Linked DNA regions of Homo sapiens: regions 1, 2 and 3 are each linked to region 4. Evidence: chromatin loops called from intact Hi-C (ENCODE). Cell type or tissue: endothelial cell of umbilical vein. All regions are shown on one strand. Links, peaks and the distances in the headings refer to the core of each region. The heading gives the core; the rest is flanking DNA. Region 1 overlaps ARMH3 (armadillo like helical domain containing 3). Region 2 overlaps ARMH3 (armadillo like helical domain containing 3). Region 3 overlaps ARMH3 (armadillo like helical domain containing 3). Region 4 overlaps ARMH3 (armadillo like helical domain containing 3).

Region 1 (4,228 bases), core at 654-3,153, 90 kb after region 4:
ATTAGCCGGGCATGATGGCACACACCTGTAATCCCAGCTACTCAGGAGGTTGAGGCATGAGAATTGCTTGAACCCAGGAGGCAGAGGTTGCAGTGAGCTGAGATTGCACCACTGCACTCCAGCCTGGGCGACAGAGTGAGACTCTGTCTCAAAAAGGAAAAAAAAAAAAAGAGAGAGAGAGAGATTAGAAAGTTGGCCAGGCTCAATGGCTCACACCCGTACTCCCAGCACTTTGGGAGGCCAAGGCAGGTGGATCACCTGAGGTCAGGAGTTCGAGACCAGCCTGGCCAACATGGCGAAACACCATCTCTACTAAAACATATAAAAAACAGCCAGGTGTGGTGATGTGCCCCTGTCGTCCCAGCTACTCGGGAGGCTGAGGCAGGAGAATCGCTTGAACCTGGGAGGCAGAGGTTGCAGTGAACTGAGATCACGTCACTGTACTCCAGCCTGAGCGACAGAGCAAGACTCAGTCTCAAAAAAAAAAAAAAAAAAAAAAAAAGAGAGAGAGAGAAAGTGGTCCCAGAAACCTGAGGCATCGCTCCCTGTAGCCAGGCTGTTTTCTGGAAGATAAGTAATAAGCAAGGTTTCTTGGGGGTGTTGTCACAGACCAAACCCAACCCAGTAGATCAGCAGAATGGGGCTCAGGGTTGTGGGATTTGCATGGCCTAAGCCCTGCCTGGCCCTTGATGTCCTCCAGGTGCTGGAGGTGGTGAGAGCCAACTATGACACGCTCACGCTGAAGCTGCAGGATGGCCTGGACCAGTATGAGCGCTACTCAGAGCAGCACAAGGAAGCTGCCTTCTTCAAAGAGCTGGTGAGTGCCCCACCGCCTCTGCCTGTGTCTTAGGGGCCCGCCCCCAGCCACTGGGTTCTGCAGTTTATCTGCAGTTTATCTGCAGATAAAACAAGACTTGAGGGGTCTGCTGGGATGGGGTATGCAACTTCTCTCCCCCATTGTACCAGGCAGTAAGAGAAGATGCTATTCGAGGTAGTATTGCCTACTTCTCCTTTGCAGCCATGGAGACAGCCCTTGCACAGCTCCAGCTGGGCCTGGGGTTTGACGTGTGTTCCCAGCAGCAGATCTGGCTCATTATTCCTTAACCTGTCCTCAGGGCAACTAATAAAAGTAATTAATTCTTCCCCTTCTTATGGAATCACGTCTTCCTAAACTCCTAACTGGCCGCTGGTCTGAGTCCCCTCCCAATCTAGTTCTCCAGTCTCCATTCCCTGCTTTCCAATCACTTAGCTTCCTGCAGCCCCCACCCTTGGGCACTTGGAGCCATGAGCATTTGCTCTGCCTCCTACTTAAGTTCCCAGTCAGTGTCTCCACAGAGCTAGCCCTATTGATGGTCCCTTTCCTGCCCTGTACTCTGAGCTGTTCTCAAGAAAAGCTCAGCCCCCCTGCAGTCCTGTAACCCTACCAGCTTGGTTTACACAAACATCCTGGCTGGGGACTGAGACCAGGACCTGCAGGCCTCTGTACCCACTTCCCCTGTCCTTAGACCTCCCTCTGCTGGGGCTGAACTTGCGTCAGCTCAGCTTTTACTTACCCCATGCCAATTGTGGTGAAGGCACTGCGTATTAGATCGTTTGTCTTGTGCTAAACACAGCCCAACTCTGATCCTGACATGACATTCCTCAGGATTTTGGACTTCCACAGGGTCAGGAAGACATGCTCTGGGGTGAGTTAGTTTGGAACACAGAAACCATTAGTGTAAAGTGATAGCAGAGTGGAACATTTTTATGGGATGGTTGGCAAGTCTTTAAGTTGATGTGGAGGAAGTTCTGGGAGCAAATGGTTAACAGAGAGCAATCTGTGAGGAGCTGGAGAGGGTTACGGGAGCGGTGTCTCGAGGCTCTGAGACACTCACCACGGCCTTACTCAGTTCTGCTCATATTTGTTCCCCTGGCACAGGGGAGCAAAGAGGGTCTGGTCCAGTTTGGAGCTAATGAGCTCAAGTTTCCTGCTGTTTGCCATGCTGCCCTTTCCTCTGCTTCCTTCCTGATGACTTCATTAAGTTTCCTATAGCATAGCAGAAATTGAAGGAAAGCTCCTGAGACTTTGGGGCCCAGGGCAGACACACTCTCCTCCTCCTTCCCCTTTTTGTTTCTCAGGCAATCTACACAGCTATTTCCTGTGGGGAAATCTCCTTGAAGAGTCTGCCAGATTCCTCTTGGAACCCTCTCAGAGTAGGGACTTGGGCCCTCTGACCCTTTCTCTACAGGCTTTTACCCTGCTGACCCAGGCAACACTGGGTTAGGGTTCTGTGGGTAGAGAGTATGTGAGGTGAGCAGTGGGCACACAGCAAGGATACGCCCCAGACTTTCCTCTCGAGTGGGCAGGCATCTTTAGAAGGAGTGCTAGACTAGGAGTTAAGAACCCTCGGCCCTGCTCCCAAGCTGGGACTCACTAGCAATGTCACCTGGCCCTGGCCATTGAAATTGGCCTCCTTGGATCCTACTCTTGCCATCTGTGCCAGAAAAGGACTGCATCTCTAAATGCTCCTTCTAACCCCAAAATGTAAATAAATCCAAAGGGAGAGTGAAGAGACTAGAAACACATCTAAAGAGAGGTGGTGCTAGAGCATGAGTCTTCTGGCCTCAGTTTCTCCTCCTCCATCAGATCACTGAGCAGCCCAGTCCCCCTTCTGCATAGCCAAAGCAGAGACAGATGTCAGCCTCAGCCCTCCTTTCTTGTCTGTGCCTGCTTCTACCTCCCCAGGAGCCCAGATGCTCTTCTTACATCCTCCAGAGTTTGTTCCTGTCCACCCCTCTTCTCTCCTTCCCTGCTGTCAAGGAACTGTTTGCTCATTTGCCTGCAGGGATAATAGCTGTTAAGGGTTCATTTCCTAAGAGAGAGACTTCTAGTGCCCCGTGTAGCAGGCACTGTCCTCTGCCGTTTAGAACTGACTCTCTCCTGTTTTCTCTCTGGCTGCGCCCTCCCACCTTCCCCAACTACCCTTTCCCAGGTTCGATCCATTAGCACCAACGTCCGGAGAAACCTGGCCTTCCACACACTCAGCCAAGAAGTCCTGCTCAAGGAGTTCTCCACTATCTCCTGAGGCCACGCCTACCTGAGCAGCCTCTGACTGCCCTTACCCATGAGGATCATGGGCTGGAGGGGGAGCGAGGGGAGAGGGGGCTGCCCCCGAGGTTGGAGAGAAACACAGATACCAAGTTCTCTTGGTGAAGACCGCACTTCAATGGAGCTTGGGCAGCAGGGGCAGGAGGGTCAAGCCAGGGATAATCTTATTTGGGGAGGAATGGGTGGGCACAGTGGGGAGAGGCCTCCAGGAATGTGGGGACTTCCAGAGTGGGCTCCCTAAACAGCCCCTCACATTTCCAATCTTGAGGTTACAAGCTGTAGCTACTGACTAATTTTCGGGAGCTGGTGAGGCAAGCCTCAGGGTAATGCCAGCACCCTGAAAGTCAGTGGCTCTGCTCGGCTTCTGAAAACAGATCAACTCTCAGATATAGCTGGAGCTACATCCTGCTTCCTTTGGGCCTGGGGCTGTGCTTGGCTTGAAATCTGTGTCCCCTGCCTGCACTGGCACTTTGTCCAGTCATCGGGACCTTTGGCTCAGATTTAGGGTAAGATAGGAATAGGGTACCTTTTTCCTTTTTTTTCTGAGACGGAGTCTCACTCTGTCGCCCAGGCTGGAATGCAGTGGCGTGATCTCGGCTTTACTGCAGCCTCCGCTTCCTGGGTTCAAGCGATTCTCCTGCCTCAGCCTCCCGAGTAGCTGGGACTACAGGAGCGTGTGCCACGCCCGGCTAATTTTTTGTATTTTTAGTAGAGATGGGGTTTCACCATGTTACCCAGGATGGTCTCAATATCCTGAGTTCATGATCCACCCACCTTGGCCTCCCAAAGTGCTGGGATTACAGGCGTGAGCCACCACACCCAGCCAGTTTTCCTATTTTCTGAATTCAGAATTGACTTCTCTGGGAAAACTGGAGATGAGAATCTGCCCAGTGCTCTGCTGTCCAGTCACCGCCTTTTGAATTTTAGTTTTGGCACCAGGAGTACCGTTAGCTTTCCCCTTCTTCTGGCCCATTTGACTCATCAGCACAATAGGGTCACCACCTTAACTTTTAATTTCTAATCTGCTTTACTGTCTTTAGGGTGTGTATGAAATAAACATTGACAGGCTTTCTGGAGCCCTCAAGGTGCCTACTTTGCTGGTTCCCTTTCCAGCAGCTCCCCCACCTCCCTTAGCCCCCC
Region 2 (4,228 bases), core at 1,223-3,722, 49 kb after region 4:
CAATCTTGGCTCACTGAAACCTCTGTCTCCCAGGCTTAAGTGATCCTCCCACCTCAGCCTCCCAAGTAGCTGGGACCACAAGTGTGTGCCACCACACCTGGCTAAATTTTTTTGTATTTTTTGTAGAGACAGGGTTTCACCATGTTACCCAGGCTGATCTTGAACTCCTGGGCTCAAGTGATCCGCTCACCTTAGCCTCTCAAAGTGCTGGAATTACATGCGTGAGCCACCACGCCTAGCCCACACTACCCATTTTAATAAACTTTCTGTTTTGGAATAATTTTAGATTTATAGAAAAAGTAAAAAGATAATCCACAGAGTTCCTGGATACCCTCAGCCTAATTTCCGTCATTTTATGTCACCAAGGTACATGTATCAACACTAAGTAACTGGCATTATTATTAACTAAATTCCGTATTTTAATTAGATTTTACCAGTTTTTCCATTAATGTCCTCTTGCTGTGCCAGGGTCCATTCCAGGATATGCATTTAATTGTCATATCTCCCCAGTGATTTGTGACAATTTCTCAACTCTTGTTTTTCATGACTTTTAGAGTCTTAAGAAAGTACTGGCTGGGCACGGTGGCTCACACCTGTAATCCCAATACTTTGGGAGACCAAGGTGAGTGGATCACCTGAAAGGTCAGGAGTTTGAGAACAGCTTGGCCAATGTGGTGAAACCCCATCTCTATTAAAAATACAAAATTAGCTGGTCATGGTGGCGGGGGCCTGTAATCCCAGCTTCTTGGGAAGCTGAGGCAGAAGAATTGCTTAAACCCGGAAGGTGGAGGTTGCAGGGAGCTGAGATCGCACCATTGCACTCCAGCCTGGGCAACAAGAGCAAAACTCCGTCTCAAAAAAAAAAAAGGAAGAAAGAAAGAAACTACCAGTCAGCGTCAGGAGCAATGGCTCATGCCTGTAATCCCAGCATTTTAGGAGGTGAGGAGGGAGGACTGCCTGAGCTCAGGAGTTTGAGACCAGCCTGGGCAATCTGGCAAAACCCCATCTCTACAAAAAATACAAAAATTAGCCAGACATGGTGGCACATGCCTGTAGTCCCAGCTACTTGGGAGGCTGAAGTGGGAGGATTGCTTGAGCCAAGGAGATGGAGGCTGTAGTGAGCCATGTTTGTGCCACTGCACTCCAGCCTGGATGACAAAGTGAGACCCTGTCTCAAAAAAAAAAAAAAAAAAAATACCAGTCAGGTATCCTGTAGAATGTCCCCTGTCTGATATTTTTCTTGTGATTAGATTGAGATATTAAGTGCCCTTCTCATCAGATCATACCAAGGGTTACATGGTATCTACATGATATCACTGGCAATCTACAGCTTCATCATTTGGTTAAGGTAGTGTTTACCAGGCTTCTTTGCTATAAAGTTACTGTGTTTCCCATTTGCTACTCTAGTCTTTGGCAATAAATCACTAAATCTAGCCCACCCTCAGGAATGAGAAATAAACTTCATTTCCTATAGGGAGAAGTATCTACATATATTATTTGAAATTGTTCTATGAGAAAGATTTGTTGGCCAGCCGCTGTGGCTCATGTCTATAATCCCAGCACTTTGGGAGGTGGAGACCTGTGGATTGCTTGAGCCCAGGCTTGAGCCTGGGCGACATGGCAAAACCGTGTTTCTACCAACAAAATACAAAAATAATTAGCCGGGCATGCTGGCACATGCCTGTAGTCCCAGCTGCTAGGGAGGCTTAGGTGGGAGGATCGCTTGAGCCTGGGAGGTTAAGGATGCAGTGAGCCATGATTGTGCCACTGCATTCCAGACTTGGTAACAGAGTGACACCCTGTCTAAAATATAAATATAAATAAATATATATATATATATGAAAAAAAGAGATTTGTCTCTCTCTATGAATCATTTATATTCATATGGACTCATGTAAAACCCTGATCTAAAACCTGTGTTCTTTTTGCTACACCAGGCAAGAAATGACAAAGACCTATACCAAGGCACTGGTTTCAGGGAAATTTATTTCAGATTTCAGAGATTTTTAAGAGGTAGATTTGATAAGACTAGGTAATTTTGGATGTGACTAAGTGATGGAGAAGGGAGTGTTTTAAAATGACACTCAGCTTTTGGGTTGAATGGCCGGATATAAAATTTTGGTTTGAAACTATTTACTAACAAGTATGAAGATTGCTTCTATTTAGCCTATATGTTGTTGGCCCAGCTTTACTGAGTGCCCTGTTCTCCCAAGTCAGACAAGACAGCTTTTCTTTCTGATTGAAGCACCAGGGCCCCCTAGTGGACAGCCCTCTGGGTTCCCTTTCTCATCTGAAGGACTCAATATTTTTGTTTGGCTTTGGGTTTTTTCCGTTAGTTCATTTGCAGAGCAGAGATGCTTGATTCTATTTTCTGTCTAATAGTAAATCCTTCCCACTTCAGAGTTATCAATTCACCCCCATTTGTGACTACCTCATGTTCAATAAGAGGAAGTTACCCAGTCACAATCGGTCCCATGCTCTAGTACTCTAAACCAGAGGGTACTTGATCCTTATTTTTTAACAGATGTATCCACCTCTTCTATCTGGCACCATATTAATACGAATTCTTTGTTTCAGAGCCATCATCAACCACTTTAACCCCAAAATTGAGTCCTACGCTGCTGTGAATCACATATCCCAACTGTCAGAGGAGCAGGTAAGCCACTACTTTCCCCAGATGACCTAGTTGGTGGCTAGGATCAAGCAGTTGCCTTCTCTCTGATGGCAGGGGGATTCTGTGACTGAGCTTTTGTGGTAGTGACCAGGGCCAGGCTGCTGAGAGGAATTAGTGTGGGGTTGGTTGATAGTACTTTTAATACAGAGTGATGCTGTCTGCGTTTGTGCCATCTGAAGGGTTTGTTAATTATATAGAAGATATGTAGGTGAAAATCTGGTGAATTATTTGTTTTAGAGTGTGATAAGGCATTTCTTTTTTTAAAATTTTAGGCAGAGAGTCATTTTGATTTTTGAAAATAAGAAATGAGAACTTAGAAATGGATGAAACTGCCAATTAGAAAAACCCTGAGTTCAGCTTAATTTGAAGCTATTTGGCTCGTTAAAACATGAGCCCTCATTGGGACAGATTTTCCTTAGTAATTGAGTTCTCTTTGCCTTGAGCAATTATTTTTGAGGAGGTTTTTCTGTGGTATGGACTGAGTTAGAGATGCAGATAGCCTTGTGTCTTTGTTTTCTTTAAATCTGGCCTGATTTCCCCTTCTCCCAGAGTGCCTGCACTCAGCTCTGCATTATATAAAAGTACAGATGAGGCGTTAGCGTGGCATGGGATTGAACTTGATGTGTCAAAATGAAACTCTTGAGTCCTTTTTTAAAAAGCACTAAATAAGACATCCTATTCACATGGTTCCCTTTCCTTTTCATCCTACTCCCAAATTGGAGGGGCCAGGGTATAGACCCCAAGCCAGTAGGAAGACCATATGTGCCCTGTTCTTCCTTTTTTGCCAGTGCATCTTTGTAACCCTTGTTTGAGCTTCTTGCTGGCAGAGCCAGCCAGCCAGCTATGATTTGACCATGTGTTTCAGTGTTCCTCAAAGCTATTCAGTTCTCCCAGTGAAGCACCAAGCAAGCCTTTTTCCTAATAGACAAGCTTCTCAGTATTCCCACCAGTGGCTCTTTTCTCAGCCAGATGGATAGGACTCTATTAGTCTGTCAGTTGTTCCCTTTGACATATTTGTTCTCTTTTGTGAGCCCAGCTGTGAGAATCCATCCTCACATTTAAAACTGCTTTTATAAATGGCCTTCATTTCCTTTTTTCCTCTCTGCCTGTGGAGCTATCCTGAATCCTGTTCTTTGATGCTGTGCTGTCTGTGAGGTGCTTTGTGATGCTACCATTTTCTTGTTGGACTAGTTCACATTAATTTTACTATATCATTTTTATGCAAAATAATTCAACATCTTGAGTTTTATGCAGTAAGAGAAGGGGTGACTTTCCTACCACAGTGAGCTCTGGTTAGTCTAAAAGCTTTTTTTTTTTTTTAAAAAAAAAAAAAAGGAGACATTTACTCTGTCAGCCACGTGCAGTATTCATCCCCCAGCAGCTTGGGAAGGTCAAGCTGAAATCTTTCTCCAGCAGTAGCTGCCACAGACCAATAATAAAAATCCTTTCTGGCACACAAGGCAATCTGTGAAAGGATGATTAGCAAGCACGTGTCCTCAGCCTCCTCCAACTTCTTTCAAAGTTAAATGAAATGATGAAAGTGCCTCTCAAAAA
Region 3 (4,228 bases), core at 711-3,210, 57 kb before region 4:
GATATTATCTTTTTCCTTTTTCTTATATATTTATCCTTTAAACCCAAAAAGATACTTTTAATAGATATGTATAATAAGGTATAAAGTTTATAATAACTATAATAAATAGCATAACTTATAAAGTATAATAATAAAATGAACATATGTGAACCTACCACCCAACTTAAATAAAACAACATTAATGCTGTTGAAGCTACCTGTGTGTCCCTCCCCAATCACTTCTCTCCTCTCCATTCTCCAGAATTTTTTTTTTTTTTTTGAGACGGAGTCTTGCTCTGTCGCCAGGCTGGAATGCAGTGGCACGATCTCAGCTCACTGCAACCTCTGCCTCCCGGGTTCAAGCGATTCCCCTGCCTCAGCCTCCTGAGTAGCTGGAATTACAGGCTTGCGCCACCATGCCCAGCTAATTTTTTGTATTTTAGTAGAGATGGGGTTTCACCATGTTGGCCAGGATGGTCTCGATCTCCTGACCTTGTGATCCACCCGCCTCGGCCTCCCAAAGTGCTGGGATTACAGGCATGAGCCACCACGCGTGGCCCAGAATTTTGTATTTATCATTCCTTTGGTTTTGTTTGTTTGTTTGAGACAGAGTCTCACTCTGTCACCCAGGCTGGAGTGCAGTGGCATGATCTTCTCGGCTCACTGCAACCTCTGCCTTGTGGATTCAAGCGATTCTCTTGCCTCAGCCTCCTGAGTAGCTGGGATTACAGGTGCATGCCACCACGCCTGGCTGATTTTTGTATCTTTAGTAGAGAAGGGGTTTCACCATGTTGGCCAAGCTTGTCTCCAACTCCTGACCTCAGGTGATCATCCCACCTCAGCCTCCCAAAGTGCTGGGATTAGAGGTGTGAGCCACTGAGCCCAGCCCCTATTCCCTTGGGTTTTCCCCTGCTTTTAAAGCCTTTATTACTTGGGATTTTTCTGACTTTGGTGGTGTCACCTTAAAGAAGCTTCTGCTCAACCTTTATAATAGATACTAGGCAAAAAATTGTAAAAACCATGTATATCTATGCATAGACTTAAAGTTGATTCACCAAAGTCTTAACAGTTATAACATTTGGGTGGTATGATTAAATTTGATTTTCATTGTTTTGTGTGTATATGCTTTTTTAGAGTTTAAAAGACTGTCTATAATGAAATAAGCCTAGTTTTGTATTCATAAACACTTTAATTTTAAAATTAAAAAAAATTTTAAGTGGAGAGATAGCTGCAGGCTTTTCTGTGGGAGTTGCGTATCAGTTTGTGGGAGGATAGTGCCATAGAAACTGGCTAAAGGTGGGTAGAAGAGTTGTGAATCTAGTTTTCTGGAGGCAAGGGCATTACTCTTTGGCTATATCGGGGCTTTGATGAAGCTCCAGGGAGTGTCAGATAGGGATTGTCACCATTACTCTTTTTGCATTGCCTATCTCTGAGGAGATGTGAGTATATTTGTGGATTGTAATCCCCATTATGCCATCTAATTGTCAGGTTTTAATTGATAGATCCCATTTTTGAGAAAGAAGCAGGTCAATGTCAGGGTAAATAGTAATAGCTAACTTCTACAGCACTCTAATCCATTAAGAGGTCTTCTCTCTAGATTGGACTTCATTCTGGGTCCTGTTGAAGCTAATTTGAAAATCATGAGCCATTTGTCTGTTTTGGCTATGCTGGCATGATCCTCTTCTTACTTCCTTTTCACTCCTTCACCCACAGAGTTTCTGGAAAGTAACATAAGCTTGATGGGTTCTCGTACTTGGCAGTAATGGATTAGCTCTTTTTTGTCCTTTTGTGTGTGGGCTTAGAGCCCTGCTACTGAGGTTGTCTTCTTCTTTTTTAATAACTAGAATGTGAGTTGTGAGAGACCAGGGACCTTTGTCTGTTTTATTCAGTGCTATATCTCTAGTGCCTTGCACAGTGCCTGCCACATAGTAGTGCTAAGTAAATATTTGTTGAATGAGTAACTTTGACAGGAAGAAAAATGATCAAGAGTTCACAGCTTTCTAGGGCATAAGTATACAATTGCAAGGAGAAGCGTGGGCTGGACCCTAGTCTCCAGTTAATTTCTTTTTGATTTCATTGCCAGTTTGCTATGAGCAGTCATGAAATCTTTCTAGATTTTGTGGTAGGTGGTGCTTAGAGCTGGCAGATGAGAGGGTGGGTGGAAAAGGAAATGGACCTGACTATTCAAGTTCTATCAGCAAAGGGCTGATGTGAGAGTACTGGCCACTATTTGAGCCATGACAGTAGGAACCATTGTGAGTTAGATGGCTTTCAGGAAGGTGGTTAGCCATTTAACAGACTACCAGGATATTAAAAAAATAAATCTTCTGGGGGAATTCTTTTGCCTAGGAGGGAAGCAAGAATTACTATAGTAGTACCTTGATTTTCATTTATGGATTTTGTGGGAAGAGAAAGTGTGAATGTTTCCTTTTATGATATACGTCCTTGTTCTGTATTGAAACAGATGATGTAAATCTGGATGATTTACAGAGAAGAGTTTCTTTTTTCTTTACAGATGAACACAGGCTTCACAGTGGCAAACTCTGTCTGATTATCCTTACATGTATTGCAGAGGTAGGTCTCACGAGCCTTCTGCTATTAGGCAGTCTTTTACAAAGTGCTATCTTTCCCTGCCTCCCCTCACCCCATTACTGTCTCATGACATTTAGGGTCCTAAAGTTTAGGAGAGAAAATCTTCCCCCTTTGTATTATCTGTCTTCTCCCACTAGAGTGTAGTCTTCGATGAAGCCATGGATAGACAGGGTCTTGTCTGCTTCCACGCTGTTTAGCACTGTGTTTTTAAACTGTGGAGCAGTTTGTTTGTTTGTTTGTTTTGAGACGGAGTATCGCTCTGTTGCCCAGGCTGGAGTGCAGTGGCATGATCTTGGCTCACTGCAACCTCCACCTCCCAGGTTCAAGCGATCCTCGTGCCTCGGCCCCTCTAGTAGCTGGGATTACAGGCAGTGCCACCTTGCCCGGCTAATTTTTGTAATTTTAGTAGAGATGGGGTTTTGCCATGTTGGCCAGGCTGGTGTCAAACTCCTGACCTCAGGTGATCCACCCACCTCGGCCTCCCAAAGTGCTGGGATTACAGGCGTGAGCCACCATGCTCGGCAGTGGAGCAGTTTAAAAAATAAAAAAGGAGCTCAGGTTTCCTGTGATGGGGTGAAGGGGTGGATAGTAAAGCCAGAGAGGGGAATTGGAAACTCAGTAATTGCAGTTTGCCGAGGAACAAGAGCTGAGGGGAAAAAAGAAGAGATGCTTTGGCTTTTTAAGAAGCCACTTTTGGTTGGACTAATTAGGTTCAAACTCACCATGTATCTTGGTGACACACAGGCATGGCAGAACTTGAGTGAGTTTAGAGCTAAATTTATAGCTTCAACCTCCCCCTTTACTATTCCCCACTCTGCTCTTTTCTCTCTTAAGAAAAATGGTGAAGATATTCCACATGAAGTAGAGATCTCTCTCAGTCTCTCTCTCTTCATGTTCTCTGTGGAAAGATGACCTCCTTTTCACAAGATTAGGGGTGGCTGGTTATGGAAGAGCTGCTTATTAGCAGTGGGCCTGGTATAATTGCTTTTCAAAAATCTTTCTAAGAAAATCTTTAAAGGAGTTGTTTTTCACAAATTGTAACAGTTCCTTGTAATTGGAGTCTGTAGGCTTGTCAGATCTTCAGAAAAGGTATTGGGAAAGGGCCAAGGGATGTTTATTACTAATCCATGGTAAGAGGTTTTTGATTTTCTGTCAGTCTTCAGGAAAGCCCGGAATAGACAGGGTCTTGCCTGCTTCCACGCTGCCTGTGTAGCAGTTTGCTTCTGTTGGGCTGAACCCATTCCCAGCAGAGCACAGATTTTTCTTCTTGCTCCTAAACCCTCATGTGGAGCCTGCACATGAATCCTGCAGCCTCTGTGAAAACCTTAAACTATCACAAACAGAGCCAGCTCCTTGGGCAGATGGGACGGAAGAGGGAATAGGAAAACAGATTACTCTCATTCCTCTCAGCATCTGCCTTAAGTCCCTGCGTCTTAATTTTTATTGTTTTTGCTTGGAAATTTTTGACCAGTTAGAGATACACTGGGAAATTACACTAAAGAAAAATCTCATGGCTTAAGTAGGGTTTGACATAAGGCTCTAGGCTCATCCTATTAGCTGTCCAGCTGATCCTTGAAAGTAGTTCTCAAAGTCCAAGGATTTGTACGAAGTGTGATAGATTACAGTTTCTTAAATATAGCTCTCGCTTCTTACTTTT
Region 4 (4,228 bases), core at 687-3,186:
CATGACCATCCTCTATGTGGATGTGTCCTGTTTGACTGAGTTTATATGTTAAGGAGTTTATGCATATACATAGAGCAGGAAGGGACATCAACTAAGCCAGCCAGTTCCACTAAATCAGCCCCCACCATTAGGGAAATGATAGATATGGCAACAAGTTTACCCTCACATCACCACCCCAGTGCAGATTGTAAATGCATGCAAAAATTAAGTTATGGAACCCGGTTAGCAGAGGGGAGGGAAAACCTAAGGCAGAGAAGGAGTAGAGTATTTTGATAGAAAGTGAAAAGAAGTTAGAGAAAAAACTGGAGTGAAAATAGTTGCGAGAATTCTATAAGCCCTTGTATTTTTATCTAAGCTGAGGATGTTTTTAACAGAAGATTGGCGCAGGCTTTGTTTGGTTATTCTGAGAGTGCTATTCTGAGATGTGTCTTCATTCCTCATGTTTGTGTTTTATGCCGGGGGTTTGACAGATCTGTGTTCTTTCCTTCTTTGCAGTCCTGAGGCTTTCTACCAATGCAGGCCAGTGGAAGGAAGCAGCTAGCAAGGTGACCCATGCATTGGTTAATATCAGGTAAGGAATGAGAAGTATCTCTTGCAGAGTTCCTTGGCTCTTCCTGAGGTTTATTGTACCTTTCTAAGTAAAGTGTGTTGAACACTACTACTATTTTAAGCCTTGATGTCTGTAGGAGTGGAAGAAAAATTGTCGTACTTGATCAAGAAAAGCAGGAGTACACGAGGCTTTTATTTTATCATATTGAAACAGCTCAAAGTGCTGGCTGTTCTGTGAATTTTTTTACTGAGAGATGGTTATAAGCCCTTTTCAGGCATGCTAGTTGCCAGAGTGTTCTCTATGTATAGGTCATCTGAAAACTTTTCTCCAAAGATTTTCAGCTTTTCTCCATGACTTCAGTGAATGATTCATGGAGATCTAGAATGTTGACCTTTTACTTTACGTGACTATTTCTATTTATGGTAAACAGAGGCAATTGGAGTCCATGGGGCTGAGTCATTTTAGGTTGCTTATGAAACAGCAAGACAATTACAGAGTGCTGTATGTATTGCATAAAGTTGTGTCAGGCATGGAGTTGGTCAGGGTCTTGAGGAGGCACCACCCATGCACAGGTGTGAGCTGTTGGTAAATGGAGAAGAGAAAGTGCTTTCACCATTGGGAAACCTAAATTCGACTTTTCTTCTGTTCGTTGCTCCCTTTGTGCCTTTGATTTTTCATTTTCTCAACAGTTATTACACTGTTCTTATAAACAATTGAAAAATTAACATTGAGTAAAAGAGGCAAACCCAACAGATGGGGAACTTGATTTAGCTCCAGATGTAAGCCTTGCCAGACATTCCTAGTAATAGTAATGCACATTTACAACTTGGTATAGATTCTAATGTGTGACAAAGCTGGTCTGTGATTTTTTTCCTATATCTTTTCTTTCTTTTTATTTAAAGGTAAAATGCCCTGTCCCTGCAGTGATTTACTACCCTGTTTGGCACATCTGGGCATAAAAGGAGAAGTGTGAAATTTGTGTGTTAAGAGGGCTGGGATGAGGGAGCATGGGGTGAGATGTGCTAACAAGATTGCAGTGAAGGTTGGTCTGCCTTACCTGTCACCAGACTCATTTTGCATCAAACACAATTTTATAAATCTCACAAATAAATGCATATCTGCACCTAGCAAATAATCCAGATACTGTGGTGAGGCCTTACGATAAATGCGATTTTCTGTAAGAATCAGGAATTACAAACTGCCTTCTCCCAAATATCTGTTTATGACCCAAGGGCAGCATGACAAATGTGGGTGTTTGAATGAAGCACCAGGTCACCAGGTTCTGGGCTAGGGTATGAAGTGCATATGGGTATAATTTATGTTGTGTTGACTCATTCATGTATTTATGTAGGCCTTCCAGGCAGCTCCTTTTCATCTGGGGCCTGTTTCCTTGATCACATTCCTTTATACTTGCCTTATCTTCTGCTTTTCCTTTCAGTGGTTTCTGGCTTGGCTGCTGTCTGTGTTCTTCCCAAGGGCCATCAAGCAGCTGATTTAAGCTTTTGACCTCTCCTTTTTCCGACAGCTAAGAAAGGACTGGGCTGAGCCTTGTTACCATGTAACTTCTTTCTTCTCTTTGCATGACTGTCAGGCATATACCTTCATTTTCATTCCTTAAATTTCTCTGATGAACTTGCTGCAATAATCACATCATTTTTACTGTTGCTAATAACCGGACTCAGTATACATCTAAAGTAGCAAAAAGATCCAGTCATGGACAGGTTCAGTGGCTCACGCCTGTAATCCTGGCCCTTTGGGAGGCAGAGGTGGGAGGATCACTTGAGCCCAGGAGTTCAAGACCAGCCTGGCCAACATAGTGAGACCCTGTCTCTAAAAAACAAAATAAACAAAGATTAGCTGGGCATGGTGGCACATGCCTGTAGTCCCAGCTACTCAGGATCCTGAGGTGGGAGGATCATTTGAGCCCAGGAGGTCAGGTTGAGGCTACAGTGAGCCAAGATCATGCCACTGCACTCCAGCCTGGGTAACAGTGAGACCCTGTCTCAAAACAAACAAATCAGTTTTCTTAAGAGATTATTGGAAAGAAGTGTTTGAATGTCACCACAGTAAGGCCAGATCAGGGAAAAATACAGGTAGTACTAAGCCTGCAAATGTTTACCCTTTTTTTTTCTGACATCTATTCTCACTTATTAAATGCCAGACTTTGTGCTACTCTTTCTTATGCTACCTTCTTTAATCTTCAAACTCTATAGGGTGTATTATGTACTTTTTAAAATATACTTTTTCCCAGTGAGGAAACTGAGTCTTAAAGATGTTGTATATTGTGGAAGGCCCCATATTTGTTCCTTGGCAAAGCTGAGAATTAATAATAGGTCTTCTTCTTCTTCTTTTTTTTTTTTTTTTGGAGACAGGGTCTGACTCTGTCGCCCAGGCTGGAGTGCAGTGGCGCGATTTCTGCTCACTGCAGCCTCCGCTTCCCAGGCTCAAGCAGTCTTCCCACCTCAGCCTCCCAAGTAGGTGGGACTATAGGCACGTGCCACCAGACCTGGCTAATTTTTGTATTTTTTTGTAGAGATGTGGTTTCACCATGTTGTCCAGGCTGGTCTCAAACTCCTGAGCTCAAATGATCCACCTGCCTTGGCCTCCCAAAGTGCTGGGACTGCAGGCATGAGCCACCATGCCCAGCCTAATCATAGGTCTTCTAAGTCCAAGTTCAGGGCTGCTCTTTCTTGCAAACCATAATGCCTCCTTCTGTAAAGCTGCATTGAAGACTTAACATGGAGGGTTAAACAGAAAACTCACCATGATGTATTGAAAGGAATATGGAAATTTGAGTTGGAAAAACTTATTTTTTTCTTTTGTCTCTACCACTTATTGTGTGACCTTGAGCAAGTTACTTAGCTTCTGTGGGCCTCTATCCACCCTCTGTAAAGTGGGGGTGCTGGTGATAGCAACTATTTCACCAGGTAGTAGTTGTGAGAATTATATAATGTAATGCATATGAAAGCTCCTAGTGAACTATAAAATACTGCTTATTTCACTTGTGTCTTCAAGGTTCATTCCTGTTGTAGCATGTGTCAGAATTCCCTTCATTTTTAGGGTGAATAATCTTCCTCTGTCTGTATGTATCACATTTTACTTATCCATTCATCCGTTGATGGACACTTGAGTTGCTTCTACTTTTTGGTTATTATAAATAATGCTGGTATGAACATGGGTATACAGATACCTGTTTGAGACCCCACTTTCACTTTTTGGGGACATATCCCCAGAGGAGGAATTGCTGTGTCATATGATAATTCTGTATTTAATTTTTTGAGAAATTGCCATAGTTTTTTTTTTTTTAGGTTTAGCATTTTGACCCTTCCTCAGAGTGTTTCCTAAGTACATCTTCATTTCTTCATTTTTCCTTTCTTTTTTTTTTTTTTTTTGAGACAGAGTCTCACTCTGTTGCCCAGGGTGGAGTGCAGTGGCGTGATCTGTACTCACTGCAATCTCTGTCTCTTAGGTTCAAGTGATTCTGCTGCCTCAGCCTCCTGAGTAGCTGGGATTACAGGCACGCACCACTATTCCCGGCTAATTTTTGTATTTTTAGTAGAGATGGGGTTTCACCATGTTGGCCAGGCTGGTCTCGAACTCCTGACCTCGTGATCCACCCACCTCGGCCTCCCAAAGTGCTGGGATTACAGGCATGAGCCACCGCACCCGGCCAATTTT

What was found. Peaks named below come from ENCODE experiments on the same cell type or tissue, not always from the same donor. Only the 100,000 strongest peaks of a DNase experiment are listed, where the experiment ranks them.
Region 1: it touches region 4 in a loop (2.7-fold over the local background); 2 of 110 quality-filtered maps call a loop at or near these places.
Region 2: it touches region 4 in a loop (2.1-fold over the local background); 5 of 110 quality-filtered maps call a loop at or near these places.
Region 3: it touches region 4 in a loop (2.1-fold over the local background); 4 of 110 quality-filtered maps call a loop at or near these places.

Annotation. Positions count from the first base shown.
Region 1 is chr10:101,846,365-101,850,592 of GRCh38, reverse strand. It overlaps ARMH3 (armadillo like helical domain containing 3), which reads left to right. Exons shown (of 26, transcript NM_024541.3): 25 at 701-817; 26 at 2,973-4,228. The coding sequence ends at 3,065. Among named protein-coding and RNA genes, the nearest start is that of KCNIP2, 4.7 kb to the right of the region's middle. In endothelial cell of umbilical vein, for the core only: no CTCF peak of the experiment used is centred there; a DNase peak (open chromatin) is centred at 2,002; H3K27ac peaks cover 1,670 bases.
Region 2 is chr10:101,887,840-101,892,067 of GRCh38, reverse strand. ARMH3 (armadillo like helical domain containing 3) reads left to right here. Exons shown (of 26, transcript NM_024541.3): 24 at 2,578-2,656. Among named protein-coding and RNA genes, the nearest start is that of KCNIP2, 46 kb to the right of the region's middle. In endothelial cell of umbilical vein, for the core only: a CTCF peak has its summit at 2,254 (motif pointing left); a DNase peak (open chromatin) is centred at 2,247.
Region 3 is chr10:101,993,622-101,997,849 of GRCh38, reverse strand. ARMH3 (armadillo like helical domain containing 3) reads left to right here. Exons shown (of 26, transcript NM_024541.3): 16 at 2,495-2,553. Among named protein-coding and RNA genes, the nearest start is that of ARMH3, 60 kb to the left of the region's middle. In endothelial cell of umbilical vein, for the core only: no CTCF peak of the experiment used is centred there; a DNase peak (open chromatin) is centred at 1,989.
Region 4 is chr10:101,936,206-101,940,433 of GRCh38, reverse strand. It overlaps ARMH3 (armadillo like helical domain containing 3), which reads left to right. Exons shown (of 26, transcript NM_024541.3): 23 at 496-571. Among named protein-coding and RNA genes, the nearest start is that of KCNIP2, 95 kb to the right of the region's middle. RefSeq lists an enhancer at 626-1,825. In endothelial cell of umbilical vein, for the core only: no CTCF peak of the experiment used is centred there; DNase peaks (open chromatin) are centred at 973 and 1,953; H3K27ac peaks cover 2,141 bases.